2 separate regions of the Mus musculus genome follow, and region 2 is linked to region 1. The links are chromatin loops, found by intact Hi-C in ENCODE. Cell type or tissue: left cerebral cortex. All regions are shown on one strand.

Evidence for each region. Hi-C counts contacts between places; a loop is a spot of excess contacts. Peaks named below come from ENCODE experiments on the same cell type or tissue, not always from the same donor. Only the 100,000 strongest peaks of a DNase experiment are listed, where the experiment ranks them.
Region 2: it touches region 1 in a loop (18-fold over the local background); 5 of 42 quality-filtered maps call a loop at or near these places.

Annotation. Positions count from the first base shown.
Region 1 is chrX:162,243,763-162,251,762 of GRCm38, forward strand. No RefSeq gene overlaps it. Among named protein-coding and RNA genes, the nearest start is that of Nhs, 88 kb to the left of the region's middle. In left cerebral cortex, no CTCF peak of the experiment used is centred here; no DNase peak of the experiment used is centred here.
Region 2 is chrX:160,501,049-160,509,048 of GRCm38, forward strand. Phka2 (phosphorylase kinase alpha 2) reads left to right here and starts at 1,114. Exons shown (of 33, transcript NM_172783.4): 1 at 1,114-1,856. The coding sequence starts at 1,779. In left cerebral cortex, a CTCF peak has its summit at 1,563; DNase peaks (open chromatin) are centred at 1,125, 1,328, 2,160 and 3,160; H3K4me3 peaks cover 2,186 bases; H3K27ac peaks cover 1,504 bases.

The DNA of each region.
Region 1 (8,000 bases):
TTGCTACCATCTAAAGGGCTAGTTTAGGTCTCATGGTTCCAGTGCCACAAGAGAGAAAACTAAAAATGCATAAGCATATTTGAAGCCTCTGCTTTCTTCATATTCTCTAGTATCTCTTTGCCCAAAACAAGTCATATGACCAGCCTAGATTCAAGAAGTGGAGAAACATCTGCTATGTCACTAGAAGCATAAGTGTGTGAGCTCTGTCATTCATAAAATCGTGCACACCTGTTTGTTTTTGTATTTTAATTTGAGATCTGCAGGTCGTCCTGCTTCTCACTTGCCAGAGAATGTGTTTTGTTCAGCAGCTGTTCTAGCATCTAGAGAATATCATTTATTTTGAGATGAATAATTTTGCTCTGAGATTCATTAAACTCTAGCTCTTTCTCTTCAGGGGATTTTTTTTCTCTCTCTGACCGGCTATGATTGCCATGGAGATAGTCCCAGAATCTGGTTACAAGCCAAATATAGGATGCCATTTCAAGGAACCTGTTGACAACATAAGCTTAGCTCGTAGACTGTGATAGGCCTGACGTAAAGAAAATGGTAGTGCTAAGGTCATGAGAGAAGAGGGAGTAAAAGTAGAGTAGAGAAAGCACTCGGCTAATAGAATTGGCATTAGTGTCATCATAGAGGAACAGCCAAGCACTTGCCACTCAGCACCTCTGGAGGAATTTGTAGCCTGGAGACGTTAGCTTCATCTTAAAGATGATTCAACTGCATATGGATGAAGTTTGACTAATCACAGTGTAGGGAAGATACCCTGCATTCAATTATATACTGTCATAGACAGTCAAAACTATTGGGATCTGTGAAGGCAGAGAGGAGGGGAAAATTGTTGGATAATAGTGGTGAATGGGAAAGGGCACATCTGGTTTGAGAGCATTTTTCAAGAAAGGACAGAGACTAGAGACTTTAATCTCAGCTCCCCACTGGGAGGTAAATACACGGGGGAAGGAACAACATCCCTCGGCTTGCTCCCCTCTTGCCAGACCCTGCTTCTGAAACACATTCAACCCTTGCCTATTATAATAACATCAGACAAGAATTCAGAAATAGTAAATAATCTTCTTGCCCAAATCCAATCACATCACTGTATGAGAATACATATACAAGTCAGTGGAGAATCAAATGTCAGTGACATCCGAAGAACATTGTGCATCCCTCAGAGTATGAAGAGAGCAGTGGTGCACAAGCAACTTCTTAGGTGATTTAAAGACTTGCTCGTAAGGGCAAATACCATGACTTACTCATTGTGATCTCTTGGCACATTTGCTTTACTGTTTTATTAGGTTCTTATAAGCCTACCTCCCTTCCAACACTTATTCCACCCTAATCCCTTCTGACCGCCCAACAATAGGTAGGAGAGAAAGAGGGTTAGAAGGAAAGGGGCATAGACCTCTTTCAGCCAACAAAATAGACTACTTCCTGCTGATTAGGGTTAGTATCTAGCAGTCCAGCAAATACTGTTTTACTGTTTGCAACAGTAAATCAGCAAACCAGCAAACCATCAACCCAGTAATACAGCAATCTAGCAATAGCAAACGCAACAGCAGCGAGGTGGGAGGCAGGGAAGCAACAGCCACTATAAGCTTTCTTGGGGCTCTACCATTCATTTATTCCCTCTCCAGGGTTCCCAGAATTAAACTATCTGAAGCCATCAAAAATAAAGACAATGGCTGTGGGAGAATTCAAGCATCCCCATATCCCATATCTTGGACTAAAACAAAAACATATTCATAATAACATAGCTGGTTTTTTTAAAAGAAATCCAAACTCTCACTATTGTGACCCACTTTCCTTTCTTCCTGAAACACAACTGAACTACTTTTTCATAGTCTGCTTTGAGATGAGGTTTGGTCAGATAGTTGAGTGGAATGCAAAAAGAAATGGCTAGACCACTACTAGAACCAACATTTAGGAGAGTAGACATGCTTCATACATGGCACCATGTACAACCCACAGCAACCCGCCTAGAGAAGGCCAGAGCCACACAGCAGAAGGAACTTGGGTTTATGATTAGCTATGGAGCAGAGCTGCTTCTCCAGTCTGGACCACACTCCTGAAAAACAAACCTCCTCATTTCCTAGTGGACTGCACCGTTCCATGTCTTTATTACAGTAACTGGTTGTTGTTGTTGTTGTTGTCTACCTGTCTAATGTTTTCATTCATCCATTAATTCATTCATAATCTACTTAGTGTCTATTATGAACCCACAAGACAGACACATACCATCTAAAGGAATCTTGGGGAAAAAATGAAAAAAAATTCATAAAACTATCTTCTTCAGAATTATTAAAAGAAAAGCTAAGACTATACTCTGTTCATTTACTCATTGTACTAGTCAGGGTTCTCTACAGTCACAGAACTTACGGAATGTCTCTCTATATTAAGGGAAATTGTTGGACTTACAGCCTGCAATCCAAATAACCCAACAAAGGGCAGCTGTGAATGGGAAATCAAAAAATCTAGTAGTTGCTTGGTCTCACAAGGCTAAGTGTTTCAGCTGGTCTTCTGTATACACTGGAATCTTGACATAGGTTCCAACAGATGCGCTGGCAAGTAAGTGCAAGCAGGCAAAGAAGAAGGAAGCCTTCCTTCTTCCATTGTCCTATGTAGGCCTCCAGCAGAAGGTATGGCCCAGATTAAAGATGTGTAATATCACACCTGGATCTAAGCTGTTCTTTACTTGGAACTTACTTTGTCCCAGGCTGGCCTTGAACTTAGAGATCAGCTTACTTCTCTTTCCTGGCATTAAAGGTATGTACAACCTTGCCTGGGTCTAAGTCACGGACACTTAAAGTGGTGCATCAATTTCTTCCCAGACCTTATTCCCACTCCCTCTCTAAAACTTATAGGAAAATAAATGAAGACCATCTGTACAATTTCTTCTGAAATCTCAATACATTAGATTCAGCAGGGAGGCAGCCAGGCAAAGAGCTGGGGGGACTGAATAATCCAGAGGCAAAGCTTCCCAACTGTTCTGTGATCCCATAACTTCATTCCTAAGTATGTACTGGGTAGAAATGAAAACATGTGTCCATAAGAAGATGTATACATGCATGTTCACAGTAGCTTTCTCCAGAATAGACAAAAACAGGAAATGACATAAATGTTTAACTTTATGACAACTTATAGAATGTGTTATAGTTATATAATAGAACACAATACAACAATAAAATGAAGTGAGCTGCCAACATACACAACATAACCTTGAAAACGCTTCTGTTGGGTGAAGAAGAAAGAATACATGTACATTTTCATTCTCGTGAAATTCTAGGCCTTCCAAGTCTGATTCATGATGACAGAAATCATAGCAATGATTGCCTCAGCGGAGGTGAGAATTGACTTTAGAGGGGTCTAAGAAATTTGTATGTTATTTGTGAAAATTTTATTTTACCGCATGTAAATTGTATCTCCAATAAATACATAACCCAAATACAATAATTTGAAGAAACAGTCTACTGCTACTATTATGAGAAAAATAAACACATTAACTCGAAGCTTTCATTTCCTTGTCTCCTTTCTTGTCTTTCCTTTCTCTTGTCTCTCACCTCCATCTCATGCTTGACCTTCATTCCATCACTGGTGACTACAGCAAAGCCTTTCTTCTGTCCCCATCCACATTTTTTTCGACAATATCTATGGATGCAAATGTCCTCTGACAAAGACTAAATGAGAGGCCTAGATTCTTCCCTAAGCTATGTGTCTCCCTCAGGGAGCAGACAGGAGAGACAGGAATTTTAAATGGTGTTTTCCTGATGGCTAAGAATGTTGAACATATTTTAAGTGTTTCTCAGCCATTTGTATTTCATTGTTTTAAGAAGCGGGAGAGGGTAGGTAGGGGAGCAGGGCGTGGGGAGGGTATAGGGAACTTTCGGGATAGCATTTGAAATGTATATAAAGAAACTATCTAATAAAAAACATAAATAAAAATCTATGCTTAGTTCTATACCACATATTCAATTGGGTTCCTTATGTTCTTGATGTACAGAGTTTATTGTTTTTCTTTCTTTCCTTCTTTCTTTGTTTAGTTCTTTATATATTTCAGATTCTAACTCTCTCTCAGATGTATAATTGATAAAGACTTTTTCCATTCTGTAGGCTGCTTCTTTGCTCAAACGATGGTGTCCTTTTCCTTACAGATGCTTTTTAGCTTCATGTGGTCCTGTTTATTAATTATTGATCTCAATACTTGTTCTATTAGGGTGCAGTATATAAACTTCTTTCCTGTACCAATGAGTTCAAGGTTATTCCTTATTATCCCATTTAACAGATTCAGGGTGTCAGACCCCATGTTGAGATCCTTGATCCATTTGGAGATGAGTGTTGTGCAGAGTGATAAATATGGATCTATTTACATTCCTCTACAAGCTAACCATCTACTTTGAATGAACCAAAGATGCTGTCTTTTTTTCCAATGTGTATTTTTTTTCATTTTTGTCAAAAATCAGGTGTCCATGGATGTGTGGACTTATGGCTGGGACTTTAATTTGATTCCATTGATCACTATGTCTGTTTTTATGCTAATACCATACTGTTTTTTTTTTTTATTACTAAAGCTCTGTTATACAATGTGAAATCTGGGATAGTGATACTTCTAACAGTCCTTTTATTATTCAGGATACTCTAGCCATCCTGAGTTGTTTGTTTGTTTATTTATTTGTGTCTGGTTTTGGTTTTGGCCTGTGTGTGTGTGTGTTTCCATATAAAGTTGAAAACCATATTTTCCAGCTTCTGTGATGGACTGCATTGTAATAATAATCCCCCTGAGTCAGTCATGAGCACGGGAGGTCTTTCTACCTTCTTTTTCATTTTCTTTCTTCAAGATCTTAAAGTATGCATTACACAAATATTTCACTTGCTTGGTTAGAATTAATCCAAGGTATTTTTGAGGCTGTTGTGAAAGGTAGTTTCCCTGATTTCTTTCTCAGTATGTTTGTTATCTGTATGTAGAAAGGTTACTATTTTTGTGTGCTCATGAGATTTCATCTTACCCCAGTGAGAGTGCCCAAGAGTAATAAAACAAATGACAGCAGATGCTGAAGATGATGGGGGGTGGATGGGAACACTTATTCATTGCTAATGGGAGTACAAACTGATACAGCAGCCAGTGTGAAAATCAGTGTGGAAGTGTCTCAAAAAGCTAAATATTAATGTACAACAAGATCCATCTGTACCACTGTTGGCCATATACTTAAAAGATTATATCTTACTAGAGAGATACTTGCTCATCCATGTTCACTGATGCTCTGTTCATAATAGCCAGAAATTGGAAACAGACTAGATGTCTACAAATTGATGAATGGATAATGAAAATGTAATATATATTATTCAGCTGCCAAGAAAAATGAAATTTGCAGGTAAATGGGTAGAACTAGAAACAATCATCCTGAATGAAGTAACCAAGACCCAGAAAGATAAATGTTGTCTTATATGTGTTAGCTTTTATGCTTTTGATACGTGTGTTTCATTTAGAATATTCTTAGAGGAGGAAGAGAGGATATTCCAAGACAGGGGATATAGAATATAGTATTATAAAAGAATAAAAGGAAAATTAGAACAGAGGGATGAAAGGGGTGGGAGGGCAGAGTAGAGAAGGGACTGTGGAGAGGCTAACTAAGACTAAATGTCTTGAAAAGCCATATAGAAAACTAATATAGGAACTTCCTAAATATATATACAAGCACAAAAAGGAGTTTAAATGGAGTTGTCATATAATGGAGGAGACAGTGCCCCAATTAGATATCTTATGCTACCAAATAAAATTCTAAATACCAGAAATGGGTTATATATTTTTGAGATGTGTACGAAGAAGTATTTATCCTTAAATGGGATGTCTTTCTCAAATCCCCTCAAGGCTCAGGGCTCTATGCAGAAAAGGAGGCAGAAGGGGTGTAGGAGCCAGATGTGATGGATGACTCCAAGGAAACAGAGTCTTCCAGACACAACAGGACTGACAAACATATGAACTCATAGAGACTGTGACAGCGCACACAAGATCTGCACAGGTTCAAGGTAGATAATATCTGAGCACTGACAGGGGAAATAGACACAAAGCTTCCCCTAGCCAAGAAGCTACTTGCAATTGGCAATTGCTGGATAATTGCTGGGTATATTCACCACACTCTGGAGAAGGCCCCACGACTAGGTGTAGTTGGCCAATACATAATGGACTACATGGTTTATGTGCACTTTTCATTTGGATAATTTTTTGTCTTGTTAGGTTTTCTTCTCTTTTTTTTTTAAAGATAGTTTGTTTTTATTTTCAACTTTGTTTGAGAGAGAGAGGAAGAAGTGACATGAATTTGGATGGGTATGGAGATGGGAAGTATCTAGAAGCAGTTGGGGCAGGGGAAGAATTTAATCAATATATCGTATGAAAAAAATTTAAAAATAATTTTTTTAAATGCCAAACAGATTACTATGGTTTGGATCTGACATGTTTGAGGCTCACATTTTGAATACTTATTCTCAGTGGGTAGTGACATTTGGGGGAGCTTTAGGACCTTTCAGGGTAAGGACTAGCTGGCAGGAATGGGTCACTAGGGATGGAACTTTAAAGGTTCTAGCTTGGAACCTCACTTTCAGCTTCCTGATCCACCGCAATGTGAAAAGCCTCTACCACATGACCCCACCACCACAGACTGAGCTGCTTTGCCAGTTTTTGCAACAATCTTGAATTGAAACCCTCTAAAGGAGTGAGGCAGAATAAATTTGGTTAATTACTGTAGTCGCGGGGCCTTCTCCAGAGTGTGGTGAATATACCCAGCAATTATCCAGCAATTGCCAATTGCAAGTAGCTTCTTAGGTAGGGGAAGGACTTTGTGTCTATCTCCCCTGTCAGTGCTCAGATGTTATCTACCTTGAACCTGTGCAGATCTTGTGTGCACTGTCACAGTCTCTATGAGTTCATATGTTTGTCAGTCCTGTTGTGTCTGGAAGACTCTGTTTCCTTGGAGTCATCCATCACCTCTGGTTCCCTGAAGTTGTTCCCACCAACAACCCCAAAGGCTGATGCTGAGAGGGGCGGACATCTAAAGCATCAGAGAAGAGCAAATGAGAATGAAAAGGTTTTGATGTTTTGAAGGATTTGAGATATGCTAAAGAAGAAATGTTGCCAGAATGGAGGGAAAGTGAAAAAAAGAGAAATTGAAAGCTGTAAGCAAAATATTTTTATACTCTCGAATCATAAGAGGAATGGAGTTTTAGCACATACCCTCTCCTAGTATCCTTCATTAATGGGGTCCTATTCAAAACTACATTCTGAATATCCACACATCATTTTGTTATATTATAATAGACATATTGTTAATAAAAGTTATTCATATTTATATAATCTTTTTGTGTTCTTTATTCTCCCCAGATTCAACTGTAGTGACAAGGAACTAGGGCAAAGGCAAATTCAATATTCCTTAAAAATGAAAACCCATCAAGCGAACAAAAGGATTCACAAAGGCAAAATTGTGCCGTGCGGTAGTCATTCAGCAAATTGACCATTTTGCATATTGGATTCTAGAAAATTGCTTTGCAGTTCTGTAAACTGAAATATTCTAACTCTGACTCTCTTTAACTTAGTGTCCCTCAAAAGACAGATGTGGCGAAGCCTAACTTCACTCTAGCTCTAGTAAATAGTGTTTATAGGAATCACAAGTTTTGTGAATTTGAAAGTCTGGGTTATTTATATGAGTAAGCAAAACTTAATAAATCTCAAATTCCTGAAAAACATTAAAATAGAAAAGGACCAAGAATATTAAATAAATGAGTGAAATATAAAATGTAATCTACTATTCTGTATAATATATGCAAATATTTTTATTTTCAATTGCCGATAATATTATCTTATACCCAATGTTCCCAAAATTTGACTAGAAAATTGTAGAAATTATCAATAATTTCAACAAAGTGTTATGATACATAATTGACTTACAAAATTTACCAGTCTTACTACATATGAGTAACAAGCATGCTGAGAAAGAGATCATGGACACGCTCCTCTT
Region 2 (8,000 bases), 1.7 Mb before region 1:
AGGGGTTGGGTGCTTTAGTTAAAGACTAACTATAAGGGGAGTCAAATAAGCAGGACTCATTTTCAGTCCATCAACATTGAGCCCTAGACACATGTACAATCAACTCTGTGCCAGGTGTGGTGGGAGATACCAAGCTATTTCATAAGCATCTCATAATCCAGTTAGAAAAGTATGCCTCAGTTAAAATGTAAACAATACACTATTTCCAAATGGTGCTGAAAATAGCTCTGGTTTAAGTGCCACTCTGAGTCAAGTATGTGCTACACGCACTTGACCTTGTCACATTACAAGGCATGAGGTTTACCCCAACAGATAAAAACAGTAAAAGTCAAACAACTGAAACAGTAACACAAATGTCTATATAAATCAGAAATGGAATAAAGTGCAGTTCGAACTGACTCGTTGCCCCATCTTTACTGAGGAAACTGCTATAGGAATCCAGAAAATTGGAAACGCTAATGAGTGGGCTGACCTAGTCTTTAAGGCAAAGGTAAGTTTTAGACAATGAAATGGGTCAAAGTGGAGAATAACAAAGTGCTTGTGGAAGCAATTACATTAGAACAGCTGCCCAGTCAAATTTATTTGTGGGCCAGATTTTGATGGACAATGAAGACAGGATCAAAGAATGCGGCCTGTGGTTAGCAACCTTGACAACTAATGGGATGCCAAATTTCAAAATATACTATTATAAATGAACTGCAAAATTCTCCCAGGAGCTAAGGCCAGGAGCCACGGGTACCAGGAGTGTATGTGGAGGACAGTACTCAGGCCTCCCTTTCTTGCTTTCAGTGCTGAGCTCCACTATGGGGACTCTGTCCTCAGGTGAGGCCCAGGACAGGGCGGGGCTATGACGGCCGGTCATCCGAAGGATGCCCAGGCGGCCCAGCCTCTTTCTAGTCTCCGGTGGGTTTGGCGGCTCCGCTCAGGAGACCTTGTCATTGCCGACCCAGAAAGCCGACTTGTTCTCTGCTTCCATCCAAGTTCTCCATACTCCTGCGGGCTGCCCCATTTTCCTTCCTGGTCAGGCCATGACAAGGAGGGCTCCAAACCCCACGGAGGAGGCGGACTGGGGGCGGAGCTGCGAGCAGATCGGTACCGCCCCCCCAACGCGTTCCTTCCGGGCGGGACTGCACGGGTTCCGCTTCTTGGTTCGGGCCGGCGTGAGGGGTGGCCTCCGTACCCCGGGGGCCGCGACCGAAGGACTCTGCTCCTTTAGCCTCAGCCGCGGTTGGAAGCAGGTTGAGGTAGGAGCAAAGTCAATAAAAAAAACTGAATTTCCGTTAAGAGCCCAGCTCCCCGCCGCTCCCAGCGGCCTTCCTCTGTAGACCCTCTCCCTTTAGGCGGAGACTTGGAGAGTCCGCCCCACGAGGGGGGCGGAGCCTAGTAAAGCTTAGGTGAGCTCCCAAGCAACCCGGAGCCGCCTCCCAAAACAGAGGGGTACCGCCAAGGCCTTTCTCCAGCCTAGTGCCCAGTCTAGGTTCTGTCGAGCATGGTGGTGGGACTAGAAACCCTCGGGGCAGCTGCTGACCGGGAGGAAGCCGGGCCGCGATAGCGCCACCCCCGTCTCCTCCCCCGCACCGCCCAGCGGCGCGACACTCTGGTTGGCTCGCCTTGCAAGTCATACTTTGGGTCTCTCAGTTTGAAAACTCTTCCTCTCGGCCCCCTTTGAAGAAACTCATTGACGCTGAATGTTTTGAGGACCAGGTCAGCTTGGAGGCGGCAACTTTGGCGGACACCAGCGGGCAGGTCCAGCTCCGTGGCCCATGAGCTTGGGCGAGATGCGGAGCAGGAGCAATTCTGGGGTCCGCCTGGACGGGTACGCGAGGCTGGTGCAGCAAACCATCCTGTGTTACCAGGTAAACAGAGAGCAGCCCAGAGAACGGTGGAAACTGCCCACTGATATAACTCATTCTCCCCAAGGCCTCTGTCACTCATGAGAGCTTGCATTTATTTAAGAGGTTTCCGACTTTAATCCAGTCCTTTGCTAGCCAGTTATCACCCTACTCCCTTATCGCTATTTTATTCACTTTACTCACAAGTCAGGCATTCTGGCTTTTGAACAGTTGCTGCGGCTGCTTTGCAGAATTCTGGGACCTTTTTTTTTCTCTCCTCTTCCTCCTCCCTTCCTCTTTTTCCCCCCATCGGGACACCCCCCTCGAGGTCCTTCCTTACTGCCTCTTTTGGATGAAAGAAGTCTGTTAGGTTGGACAGAGCACACTGAAGGAGAACAGTGAACTAACTCTACTCTGGGAACAGTAGGCAGGAGTGAAAAACTCCCAAGGCTTGCATCTGACCAGAGTGTGGGCAACTGTTACTGCCCCTCCCTTGTTAGAAATCCCCCTGAGAGGACCCTATGACCACTCTGGTTGCTGCTTTACAGCCAACAAAACTTCTGGGCACAGAGCATCAGCATCAAGGGGTCCTGTGAAACTGTGCATATAATCTCAGGTATGAATACGCCTGCTATGCTTCCTGCTTGGCAAAAGTTATGTGTGAGTGCCCAATGTAAGACCACTGAGCTATTTTTGTTCAGAGCAAAGACATCAGCTATATTGCTTGCCTTCAGTTGGCAGCAGCTATTTTTAGGGCTTTGAGAGTCAGAGAAGGAAGTAGCAGTTGGTGGTCATTTCCAAACCATTAACCTTTTTTTTTTCTTCTTAGCTAATTCCTTGACCTCTCACTCAGGAAGAATTTATTGTGTATCTTTTCTATGCAAGGCATCATACAAACTACATAAAATGAATAAATGGTACTGCCAGTGGTGTGACTTAGTGGTAGTTTACCTGGTAGTCTCAAGGCCCTGGATTGGATTGCAGCACTGTAAAAGAAAAAAAAAAATGTTCATAGCACAATACGGTGAATTTTATGAATAACGTAAAATAAGTTCAGTGTTTCTTGTTTGAAACACGTTGGGGCCAAATGTGGCTTGTAAGCTAGAAACGTCTTGATTTTAAAAATCATATGCATACTCTATAAGCATACTCTAATAGCCAGAGTAGTCCAGGCAGTACCCCTTAGTTACAGCCACTATTATTTCTCCATTGGAATATGAATGTTCACACTAAGCAATAAGTAAAGACTATAAAAAGAGTTTCACATTAGATCAGCTTGTCTTTGCCACCAAAAGAAATTTCTGCAAATGTAGGAGAAACATTTCCATATGTTAATGGCTCTGAGGATTGCTCATAAAGGAATGCAGGGTTTATTTGAGGAAAATACTCCCTCCCCCATCCCTCCCCCCTACTGCCAAACCATAGATGGCAAGGAAGGAGTTCTGCACGACATGGCATTCCAGTGGAGAGTTGAAGAGGGGCTAAGCAGAGATAGAGGTTACTCTTTGCTTTTATTCTTAAAATGTAATTACAAGTATAAAACGTAAAAGTCCCAGTTGAAAATGTTTCTACCCATTACTATGATAGAAAGAGCTGTAAAGAGAACTGTAAAGAGTCCAAGCTAACCTAGAACTCACTATGTAGACCAAGCTGGCCTCAACGTGACCTGCTTTAGCCTCATGCGTGTTGGGATTAAAGGTGTACACCATTATACCCAGAGCTTTCTGTTTATCTTTTCTGAGTTAACACCTTCAACCGTAGAATGGGAATTGGTTATTATTTTTAAAAAAACGAATGTCTAGTGTACTCTCCTTGGGCACATTATGTGCAACCACTATGCAGTGGGTGCTTTTGTTACAGACCACATGCTCCTCAGTCCTTTCCTGACCATCCTGACCCATGATGCTCCCATTCCTGGAAGGCTTGATACTGCTGCTAATTGTTTTCTGGTCTTTGGACATAATTCTGTGTTCCATTGATGTAGTCAGATGCCAAGTGCAGAGATTTAGTGCTTCTTTCTTATTCATCAAGCAAGGTCTCAGGCTCGTTATAGTATCCTTCAATCCTTGTTGAAAAACACTACTTCCTATGAGTTCTGTGGCACCTTAGGGGCACATATGTTGGTCCAGGCTTGCCTTTGCTCAGGAGCAAAACAATCACCAGAGCTGCAGAGGTGGACTTTCCTCCCCTACATTTTAATGATTAAAGAGCAGTTGTCTGACCTTTTAGTTGTATTTATTTTGGGGGTAGGTAGTCAGTGAAAAGGCCCTCATATTTTCTCCCTTTTCCTCTGGATAACCAGAATACTCCAGATAGTTCTCCTGGGAAAGTCTGTGAATCTGCAAGTAGACAATTGCACACCCCATCCAGCGCTCCCCTGCTTTTATCCTGCTGCAGCAACTATTCACTTGCAGAGGCCTAACTTGCTTAGGGCCTTGTCATCTTTTCTGAGTGGTATTAGGTAGGTCCCCTGTGTTCTGTGTGTTTTTTTTAAATCATAATAAAAAATGGATGAGGTAGGTTTCTGTAGTTTGTGCTATATTGTGCCATCTTCTCTAAGTATATGCATGTTTCTGACACATTTTTCAAGTCAATTCTTATAAGCTCTGAACTCGATTTTTATTTGTTTTTTAAGTTGAGATTAGTTTATATTGGTTTCAGAAGTTAGACATCATTTCATTAGAGTGTCAAGCTGATCGTTATTCTTCCTTTTAGTAGTTTAGTCACATCGTCTAGCATGTCCACTGATATGTTCCTGTATCTGTAAAAGAGAAGACCTTTTCCTGTATGTTATTTGACAAATCTAGAATACTTGGTGAGTGTACATTATTTGAATTTTTAAGGCAAAAAAGGAAAGACCTATGTCTATAAAATAGTCATTTAGCAAGCTTCACTTTATGAATGTACATGGAGGAGTCTCTTCAGGAAGGTATTGACATTTAGAAAGAATTTTCTCCATTTTTTTAGCCTAGATTTAAAAATGTTGATTTTAACATTTCTTCAGTAATGGTTCTGTTTGAAGGCTTCTTAATATGTGTGAAGTGTGAAATAGTGGTAAGAGAATATGAATCAGAAAATAGTAGTCAACTTTGTGTTCACAGTAGTTAGAAATTATTGAGTATGATAATTTAGAAAAAAGACTAGGGCAAAAACTACATTGAGATTAGTAACAGTGGAATTTAAACTGAAAACAACAACGTAAATAGAACATGGTATATGGAATAAATAGCAGTAGTAAAGACTAATTGTAGAAGAGTTAAAAATAATAGAATTAGCCAGGCGGTGGTGGCGCACACCTTTAATCCCAGCACTTGGGAGGCAGAGGCAAGAGGATTTCTGAGTTTGAGGCCAGCCTGGTCTACAGAGTGAGTTCCAGGACAGCCAGGGCTACTCAGAGAAACCCTGTCTTGAAAAAACAAAAAACAAAAAAACAAAACAAAAAAAAAAGAAAAAAGAAAAAAAATAGAATTAAGTCTAGGAAGTAGTATGACAGGAGACTGAGAAAAGACTGGGGTTAAAGTGTTCTGAGTCCTTTATTGCCTTAGGAGAGAGGGTGTAGGAATTATCATGTCTTTTAAGTCAAAAAGCTTAAGAGTTACCGTTAAAATAATATAAGCAAAGGGCTGAGAACTTAGTGCACTTGATAAGATGCTTGCTGTGTAATCATGAGGGCCCCAGCTCAGGTGTTAGCACTCCTGTAAAGGCCAGATGGGGTGATACATACTTATAACCCCAATACTGGGAAGGTGGAAATAGGAAGATCATGGGGGCCCCTAGTCTAATCAGTAAACTTTAGGTCCCAGTGAAAGATCTTGTTTCAGAAATCAAGGTGAGCATTGGAAAGAGTCCCCAGAACACATGTGGGCATAACAGCTTTTTCGCAATTCTTTTGTTTTGTATTTTCAGACAGGCTTTCTCTGTGTAGTCCTGGCTGTCTTGGAACTCACTCTAGACGAGGCTGGCCTCAAACTCAGAGATATGTCTGCTTCTGCCTTCCAAGTGCTGTGATTAAAGGAGTTTGTCACCACTGTCTAGCCTGTTTGTAATTCTCATATTCAAAAGATAGAGTTGGGACTCTATATTAGTCAGGGTTCTAAAGTCACAAAATTTATGGAATGTCTCTGTATATTAAGAGAAATTTGAAATGACTTAAAGTCTGCAGTCAAACTAACCCAACAATGGGCAGCTGTGAATGGGAAGTCCAAGAATCTAGTAGTTGCTCGGTCTCACAAGGCTAGGTGTTTCAGCTGGTCTTCTGTATACACTGGAATCTTGAAGTAGGTTCCAACAGATGTGCCGGCAAGTAAGTGCAAGCAGGCAAAAAAGAAGAGAGCCTTCCCTCTCCCAGTGTCCTTATGTAGACCTCCAGCAGAAGGTATGGTCCAAATTAAAGGAGTATACCACCATGCTTGGACCTAAGCTGTTCTTTACTTGGAACTTGCTCTGTCCCAGGCTAGCCTTGAACTCAGAGATCTGCTTGGCCCTGTCTCCTGGGATTAAAGGTGTGTAACACCTTTCCTGGGTCTCAGCTTTTCATGGCCTCATAAGGATCCAAAATAGCATCTAGTCATATCTCTCATCTCACAGTGAAAGAACCACAGCTGACACGATCAACATCTTCCTTCTTGTGAGCTGAGAACCACCATAAGTACTCTGGACCAAGTTTCTCAGGACCAAGCTAGGGGGGTGCAGATGAATAGTTTAAGTACCTCAGATTGCTGTAAATAATAAGTGAAAACTGTGTTCCCTGTGTGTCTTAAAATATGAAACTTGAATTCGCTGTTTCTTTAAATATTTCACTAAGTTTAGTTCTGCCATGTTACCCTTTTCATTTGTGCTTATATTTTAAATAATTTAAGGAATTGTAAGACTCGGGGTGTCACTATGTTGCCTAGGCTGGTCTGAAACTCCTAAGCTCAAGTGTTCTCCTTACTTAAACTCACTAGTAGCTGGAGTTCTGCAGGTACACACCACTATGCTTAGCTTGTCTTTTATGTTTAAGTGTGACTATTAATAGTAATATGACATAAAGAGATTTCCATTAATGTTCATAAAAGGCATGTAAAAAAGTGGATATAGATCTATTGAATATTTTGTGAAGGAAAAATATCCTGTCCTCTCTTTAGAAAAACTAGGTTTTATTCCAGGTATGCAGGGATGGTTTAATATACGAAAATCCATCAATGTAATCCATTATATAAACAAACTCAAAGACAAAAACCACATGATCATCTCGTTAGATGCAGAAAAAGCATTTGACAAGATCTAACACCCATTCATGATAAAAGTTTTGGAAAGATCAGGAATTCAAGGCCCATACCTAAACATGATAAAAGCAATCTACAGCAAACCAGTAGCCAACATCAAAGTAAATGGAGAGAAGCTGGAAGCAATCCCACTAAAATCAGGGACTAGACAAGGCTGCCCACTTTCTCCCTACCTTTTCAACATAGTACTTGAAGTATTAGCCAGAGCAATTCGACAACAAAAGGAGATCAAGGGGATACAAATTGGAAAAGAGGAAGTCAAAATATCACTTTTTGCAGATGATATGATAGTATATATAAGTGACCCTAAAAATTCTACCAGAGAACTCCTAAACCTGATAAACAGCTTCGGTGAAGTAGCTGGATATAAAATAAACTCAAACAAGTCAATGGCCTTTCTCTATACAAAGAATAAACAGGCTGAGAAAGAAATTAGGGAAACAACACCCTTCTCAATAGTCACAAATAATATAAAATATCTTGGCGTGACTCTAACTAAGGAAGTGAAAGATCTGTATGATAAAAACTTCAAATCTCTGAAGAAAGAAATTAAAAAATTTCAGGAGTCTCATGATCCTTTGTAATTTTGTCTTCCCCAACAAAGTCCACTGTGGACTCCTGGAATCTCTTTTGGAGACCACAAATCAAGACTACCAAAGATGTTATAGAGGCAGAGGAGGAGTGTCATGAGTTCTAGTCCAGCCAAGACTACTTATCAACACCCTGTCTGGAAAAAATAAATAAAAACATATAGTGTCTCTGTCACTGGAAGGCAAAACTGAAATTTCAGACATAAAAATTGGTATTGCAAATGCAAGGATCAAATAATGGGTGGGATCTATGTTGTTCCTATTCTGGTAGAACTTTGCTGGCTCTGTATCTAGTAATCTGTGGATACCTG